2 separate regions of the Homo sapiens genome follow, and region 1 is linked to region 2. Evidence: chromatin contacts called from ENCODE Hi-C or POLR2A ChIA-PET data. All regions are on one chromosome and are shown on one strand. Each heading gives the region's core, a stretch centred on a gene start or an enhancer-like site at or near the end of the contact. The rest is flanking DNA. Distances are from core to core; before and after follow the strand shown. Region 1 has its middle 6.6 kb from the start of C2. Region 2 holds the start of SNHG32 (small nucleolar RNA host gene 32).

Region 1 (3,579 bases), core at 372-2,871, 86 kb after region 2:
CCTCAGGTGATCCACCTGCCTTGGCCACCCAAAGTGCTGGGATTACAGGCGTGAGCCACTGGGCCTGGCCTTGAATAGGTATCATATGTACCCAGTGAAAACTACAAGGAGTAATAAAGGGGATTTGGTGAAAATTAAGTTGCCTTCTTTACCTCCCACCTCATTTTCCAGCCCCCAGTTCTCCCCAGAGGCAACTCTCCTATCCAGTTTTTTGTAAACTTTTCCAGTGAAATTATATACACACAGAGAGCATATGTGGCTACTATCCTCTTTCCCTCCTTTTTTTGCATAAATGGTGGCATCCCATACATACAGTTCTGAATGTCTATCTAGTTTAAAAGTGTATATTATATAACATATATATCTGGAGACATTCAGCTCTGTACACACAGATAAGCCTTAAGCTTGCAGAGACTGCGTAGTATTCAGTTGTCCCCATACCACAATGTGCTGTGTCTGTCCCCTATTAATGGACGTGGGAGTTTCCAAACATTTCCTCTTGGTAACAGTGAATGCTAAAGCAAATATCCTGGTACCTTTTATACCTGTAGGGTAGCCGATCTTCTCCTTTTGATGGTCCTAATTCTCAAAGGTAACCTTAAGGGGAGTGTATTTTGCTGTTGGTTCTGTGGATGACAGGTGACAAAACAGGGTGAGTAAGGCTACGAAATAGCTAATGAATTTGCCAAGCCAAACCTGAGGTTCCAGGCTGTCTTAAGTCAAAGCCTGAATTCCTCATACCACACTGGGGCTGGGGCCAGAGACGGGGCAGGAGGAGCTCTTCTCAGGTATAACCTTTCATTTGTGTTGGGCAGGAAAGCAAGGCATGAACGTATGTCTTTCTACTGGGCAAGTTCCCTCTTCACCCCTTGGCAGCACTGGAGGAGTGAGGGCAGGAGGATTCTCCCATGTGAGCCCCAGGCTATCCTTTTGTCAAGAGGGTACTGGTACCCAGAACTGGGAAGGGGATGAATATCTCCCCACTCCCCAGGATAAAGGAAAACATTAGAGAGGAATTTTCAATGAAAGGGCAGAGGAGGCTAGTGAGGCCCCCACTGCCACCAATGCTAAGCCCAGAGCTGGGGTTGGGGTGGTGAGGACCGGAGCCAGGGCAATTCAGCCATAGGCCACCCCTCCCCCTGGCCCATCCTCAGCTGACCCCTGAGCACCTGAGTTGTGTTTACCACCCTCTTACCTGGGTTACCCAGGGCAGCTCCCCTGATGGGTAGCAAGAAGTGGGTGATAACATGCACCATGCCCCCCACCAGCCCAAGGACAGTGGAGACCTCAGAGGGCTGAGGTAAGAGCTGCGGTGTGGGCAGATGGACACCCTGGTACACCCCAGGCCTGTGAGTCTTTAGAGGTTGAGTTTTTGTCTGAAAGAGATATGGCGCCTACAGGAGGTCAGGGACAGGCCTTCTGTTTCTTGGGAGGCCCTACCCCACCCCTTAGTTCCTCGTTCCATTCTCAGGAATTGTTTGTGCAATGGATGGACAAGGACAGGAGGTTCAGTGTCTAACCCAGTGTCTGGGCCTGCAGGGTGGCCTCTGAGGCCCAGGGCCCTGGAAGAGCCTGGGCATGGGGAGGAGCCCCATGGGGCAGGGCAAAACCCTTTCTGAGGCTCTAAGGGTGATGTATGTGGAGATTCCTCAAGATCATAGTTGGGCAATCACTTCAAAGTTAGTAGGCAGTGCCTGCTAGGATGGGGGATGGTGTGTGTACCGAGGAACTTAGCAGAGGCCTTTGTGTGGAAATGGGTGGGGTCTGACCCAATGTAAATATTTTTATTAAAAAAGAAATGGATGAGAAACCAAAGCCAATTCTGTTGCTGACCTGAAAGATGCTATTTACTTGGGGTGGAAATAGGATGGGGGAGGGCATTGGCTTGACCTTACTTGGATAGCTCATTGTTTAAAAAAAAAACTCCTGGATCCTTCCTCTGGGGAGCTTGAGACAAGTGCACAAGTAGCTAGAAGGTGGGAAATGGCGTGGACAGGTCTTGTAGGAGTCTGGAAGATGAGGGATTTGAGAAGGATGGAAAAGAAGGTGTTATGGGAGAGGGGGTGCCAAGAGGAAAGAGCCTAGGGGAGAGAGGGCTTGGAAATGCAAGGGGCTGGGGTAGACTTCAGGGATGCGCAAGGAGCTCCCAGCAGTCACTAAAGAGAAGACGTGAGGAAGAGGCACTACCACTTGGTGGCTATGAGTGTGGACCCAGGAGCCATGCTGCCTGGGTTTGAATCCCGGCTCTGCTGCTTAGTACCTGTATGAACCTGGGGCAGCTCACTTAACCTTTGTGTGCCTCAGTTCCCTCATCTGTAAAGTGGGAGTAACAACAGAACCTGTGTCATAAGCTTGCTGTGAGGATTAAGTGAGCACCTACATTTAAGACTTAAAAATACTGTCTGGCACTATGTCCTGCTAATATGAAGTCTTCCTCCCCCAGAAGCAGACCTGGAGACAAGGGTTCCAGTGCAGACAGTGCATTCTGGAGGTGATCGCAAGAAACATGGGTAGTGGAGTGTGATAGAGAAGGAAGGCAGTCAATGAAGGGTGTGTTATCAGGCAAATTTACCATTGTGGGTGAGTGGAGGTCAATCCCACTCAGGAACCCTGGAGTGGTGCAGAGTTATCCCATGGTCCAGGGTGAGGGAGCCCAGTATTTATACCAATCAGTCATTGGTTGAAGGCCTTAATTCTCTGTCATTTCCAGCTTTCTGTGCACAGATGGTGCAGGACACCAAAAACAATCCTTGGGTAGAGACAGAGATGCTGCAGCTGGAAGTCAGTGGAGCACCCCAGTGATAAGGCCCAAGGGATATGGTGGGGCAAGGACAGATCCACTAAAACCACCAAGAGGCTTGCAGAGCAATGCTGAATCCCCATCTAAAGTCACACATTAAGGCTGTGAACCAGGCCAAGCCAGACTAGTTTTCCAATTTGGGGGTTGACCTGCAGTTGCCATAGAAGGTTGAGGGGTGGCAGATCCTAGGATGACCGCGAAGTCCATGCCCAAGTGGCCAGACTGGATAAGGAGTAGACTGGCCACTAGAGTGGGGTCGGCCTCTGCTATATGCCACGTTTCCTCAGAAATTTTCAGCTGCAAGGTGCTGAGCTCTCCAGGGGAGAATAAGGCATCCTGAGAGGCCATCAGAGCATCATTTCTGATTTTTAAACTCTGATTAGGGGGCCTGGCACAGTGGCTCACACCTGTAATCCCAGCACTTTGGGAGGCAGAGGCAGGTGGATCACCTGAGGTCAGGAGTTTGAGACCAGCCTGACCAGCATGGTGAAACCCCATCTCTACTAAAAATACAAAAATTAGCTGGGCATGGTAGCACATGCCTGTAATCCCAGCTACTTGGGAGTCTGAGGCAGGAGAATCCCTTGAACCCAGGAGGTGGAGGTTGCAGTGAGCCGAGATCGTACTGCTTCACTCCAGCCTGGGCAACAAAGCAAGACTTTGTCTCAAAAACAAAAAACCAAAAAAACCAAAAGCAAAAATCCAACTCTGACTAGGAGATGAAGTACAGAATTGGGGTATTGGTTTTTTCTCTTTGGAATTGTACCCTTGGAAGCAGA
Region 2 (3,575 bases), core at 23-2,522:
TCAGGAGTTCGAGACCAGCCTGGCTTACATGGTGAAACCCTGACTCTACTAAAAATATAAAAATTAGCCAGGCATGGTTGTGTGCACCTGTAATCCTTGCTACTTCGGAGGCTGAGGCAGGAAAATCGCTTGAACCGAGGAAGCGGAGGTTGCAGTGAGCCGAGATCCCGCCACTGCTCTCCAGCCTGGGCAACAGAGTCAGACTCCGTCTCAAAAAAGAAAAAGATACCAACACACACAACACACATCACCAAACATCATACGCGTTTATAAATGGGGGCGATAGGAAAGGGTCCAGAAAGGATTTGAAATGACTTATGAGTTTCAATAATTTTTTTTTTTTTGAGACAGAGTCTCGCCCTGTCGCCCAGGCTGGAGTGCAGTGGCGCAATCTCGGCTCACTGCAAGCTCGGCGTCCTGGGTTCACGCCATTTTCCTGCCTCAGCCTCCCGAGTAGCTGGGACTACAGGCGCCGCCACCACACTCTGCTAATTTTTTTTTAGTAGAGACGGGGTTTCACCGTGTTAGCCAGGATGGTCTCGATCTCCTGACCTCGTGATCCACCTGCCTCGGCCTCTCAAAGTGCTGGGATTACAGGCGTGAGCCACCGCGCCCGGCCTAATTTTTAAATAAATAGAGACGGGGGTTGGGTGTCACTATTTGCCCAGGCTGGTCCCGAACTCCGGGCCTCAAATGATCCTCTGCCTGGGCCTGTCCAAAGTGTTGAGATTACAGGCGTGACCTATTACGTCCGACCTGCCTTTTGGGTTTTTGGTTTTTGTTTTGTTTTGTTTAATTGAAGGTTAGGGTGCCTGACAGTCTGCGGGATCGAACTGGGAGGCAAATTCAGATTTCGCTGGGGGAACGGAGTGCGAAGTGTCAGGGTAGCTGGACGCTAAACTGGCGCAGCTGCGCGCGCCCGCGCGCGCGCGGGAAGAGTCCCAGGGTCATTAACGGACCATGGGCTGCTGGGAAACGGCTTAGGAGCAGCACCCGGCTGGCGCTGGCCGGCCGGCGCCGGGGACTTTCTTCCGCCTGGCCAGACAGATCCCTGTTTTTTGTTTTTCAAAATTCAGAAAGCATCTCCGAATATTTGCCCAGAGGAGTGTGAAACATACTTTCCTGGTCTTTCTTTCACTTTGTTTTATTTCTGTGTGGACAAACAATGGGGAAAATGCCGCGCGTCTAGCCAGGCAGATAAGAAAACAACTATACCCGTCAGGCCCCCAACCCGGCGCCGCCATAAATGGCCCCGGCCTCGCCATTTTAGTTCTTTTTGCGAAGTGGGCTCGTGGGTTGGCAGTATGAGAGTTGTAATGGCCCGACTGTTGAGTGAGGGGGAGCAGGGGATCCCAACGGCTTGCGCTGCCTTTGCGCAGCAGCCGGCGGGCGGCCACGTCGCGGCCTGGCTGGGGTAGGAGAGGGCGGTCCCCAGTGCAGTTGGGTGAACTACCGTTGCACACTGGAGTTTCTGGTGTCTTTGCTTGGAACTGACCTAGCTCGTGGCAGGGGGAACTCGGCTAGCGGCCCCACAGCCCCTGCTGACTCAAAACAACTGTGAGTGGGGTTGGGCGAGTGATTGCAAAATGGGGGTGGCGGTCGCCCGGGGATAGGAAGGGAGTGATGATGACCCCAGGTAACTCTTGAGTGTGTCGCTGATGCCATCACCGCAGCGCTCTGACCGCCCCCTCGGTCCAGCATTTCTCAGGCTCAACGAGTTCATGGCCAAGATTCCTAATCTTTTGTTCTGTTTCATTTCCCCGTTAGGAGTTGTAAGACGTTCATCGCCGTGTTATCCTTGAGTAAAGGTGAGTATTAGGTGCGAGAGCCTTTTGAATGCCTCTTCGGAAAGCTTTGTTCCCAAGCAAGCTTTCGTTCATGGGCATTATGCGCCTCCCTGCCCTTTTTTTTTTTTTTTTTTTTGAGACAGTCTCGCCTTGTCACCCAGGCTGAAGTGCGGTGGCACGATCTCACTGCAACCTGCGCCTTCTGGGATCAAGCGATTCTCCTGCCTCAGCCTCCCGATTAGCTGGGATTACAGGCGCATGCCACCAAGCCTGGCTAATTTTTTGTATTTTTTAATAGATAAGGGGTTTCACTGTGTTAGCCAGGATGGTCTCGATCTGCTGACCTCGTGATCCGCCCCTCTCGGCCTCCCAAAGTGCTGGGATTACAGGCGTGAGCCACCGCGCCCGGCCTTTTTTTTTTTTTTTTTTTAAGACAGCCTCCCTGTCACCCTGGCTGGAATGCAGTGGCAAGAACACAATTCAGTGCGGCCTTCAACTCCCGGGTTTAACCGATTCTCCCACCTTAGCCAATTTTTTCCTTTTTTTTTTTTTTTTTTTGAGATGGAGTCTTGATCTTGTTGCCCGGGCTGGCAATGGTACGATCTCCCTGCAACCTCTGCCTCCCGGGTTCAATCGATTGTCCTGCCTCAGCCTGCCGATTAGCTGGGACTACAGGCCCGCGCCACCACACTCGGCTAATTTTTCTGTTTTTAGTAGAAGGGGTTTCACCATGTTGGCCAGGATGGTCTCCATCTCCTGACCTCGTGAGCCGCTGTGCCCGGCCACTTTTTCTTTTTTGAGCTATAATCCATGTACCACAGGTGGTGACTTCCATTTGTTTGTTTTTGCTATTTTGTTTTTGAGACAGGGCGCAATGCCAGGATCTCCCTGCAACATCCACCGTCAGGGCTCAAGTGGTCTTTCCACCTCAGCTTCCTGGGACTGCAGGCACGTGCTACCACCACGCCTGGCTAATTTTTAGTTTTTTTACAGAAGCGGGCTTTTGCCATGTTGTCCAGGCTGGTCTCTACTCCTGGGCTCAAGCAGTCCTCCTGCCTCAGTCTCCCAAAGTGCTGGAATTACAGGGGTGAGTTGCTGCGTCTGGTGTTGGTGACTTTCTAGAGATTACTTTTTGGTTTACATCATTTTCCTTGTGACTATTTTTACTTTTTTGGGGGGCGGGGGGACAGTCTTACTCTTTTTAGTTTACATCATTTTCCTTGTGACTATTCTATTTTTACTTTTTTAGGGGGCGGGGGGACATGAGTCTCACTCATGTTGGTCAGGCTGGTCTCAAACTCCTGACCTCAGTTGATCCACGCCCTTCGGCCTCCCAAAGTGCCGGGATTACAGGCGTGAGCCACTTTGCCCGGCCTGTATTTTTACGTTTTAATAAATCCCCGTATTTTTGTTAAAGGCTGGGTAACCTGACTCCTCCCCTCATTTCTACTGCAAAATAGGAGTACACTGGGGCCTCCCAGTGGAGCTGTTCTCTGCTGTTTTAAATTACTTTCTACTCCTCCCTTTCTAACGTCCACTCCTGGACTCATTTGTTAGATCAATATATACTGGGACTGTTGTGTTTTCTTTGAGTGTACTAGATCTCTTTCCAGAAGAGCTTCCCTTGATCCAGATCTCCCTAATTGGGAATGATGATTTCACAGACTAGAGTCTCCGATGCTGGTCATGATGTCAAAACTAAGTTCTGACTCATTTAGGGAACTGGATACTTGGGTCTCCAGAAGGGCCAATGGGAGGGCCATAATTCTGTTTATTTTCAAATTGTCT

Evidence for each region. Hi-C counts contacts between places; a loop is a spot of excess contacts on that map. ChIA-PET counts read pairs that join two places held with the same protein, here RNA polymerase II (POLR2A). Pooled maps may share reads with other maps.
Region 1: a pooled map shows a loop between it and region 2 (7-fold over the local background). The contact joins the enhancer-like site here to the promoter of SNHG32 in region 2. A Hi-C loop is called at or near these places in 2 of 168 maps with a recorded cell type or tissue (chondrocyte and naive thymus-derived CD4-positive, alpha-beta T cell), 2 of 37 single-sample maps with no recorded cell type and 11 of 50 pooled maps. POLR2A ChIA-PET finds 5 or more read pairs at or near these places in 20 of 52 experiments (A549, AG04449, AG04450 and 17 more).

What each region holds. Positions count from the first base shown.
Region 1 is chr6:31,919,375-31,922,953 of GRCh38, forward strand. It overlaps a transcript of C2 not described here. Among named protein-coding and RNA genes, the nearest start is that of C2, 6.6 kb to the right of the region's middle. Within about 2 kb of position 1,622, at least 4 of the 41 ENCODE cell types and tissues checked have a DNase peak (open chromatin) inside an H3K27ac peak, as active enhancers do.
Region 2 is chr6:31,833,644-31,837,218 of GRCh38, forward strand. It overlaps SNHG32 (small nucleolar RNA host gene 32), which reads left to right and starts at 1,273. Exons shown (of 4, transcript NR_160953.1): 1 at 1,273-1,557; 2 at 1,768-1,808. SNORD48 (small nucleolar RNA, C/D box 48) reads left to right here and starts at 1,620; the gene lies at 1,620-1,683. It overlaps SNORD52 (small nucleolar RNA, C/D box 52), which reads left to right and starts at 3,433; the gene lies at 3,433-3,496. RefSeq lists an enhancer at 410-1,108.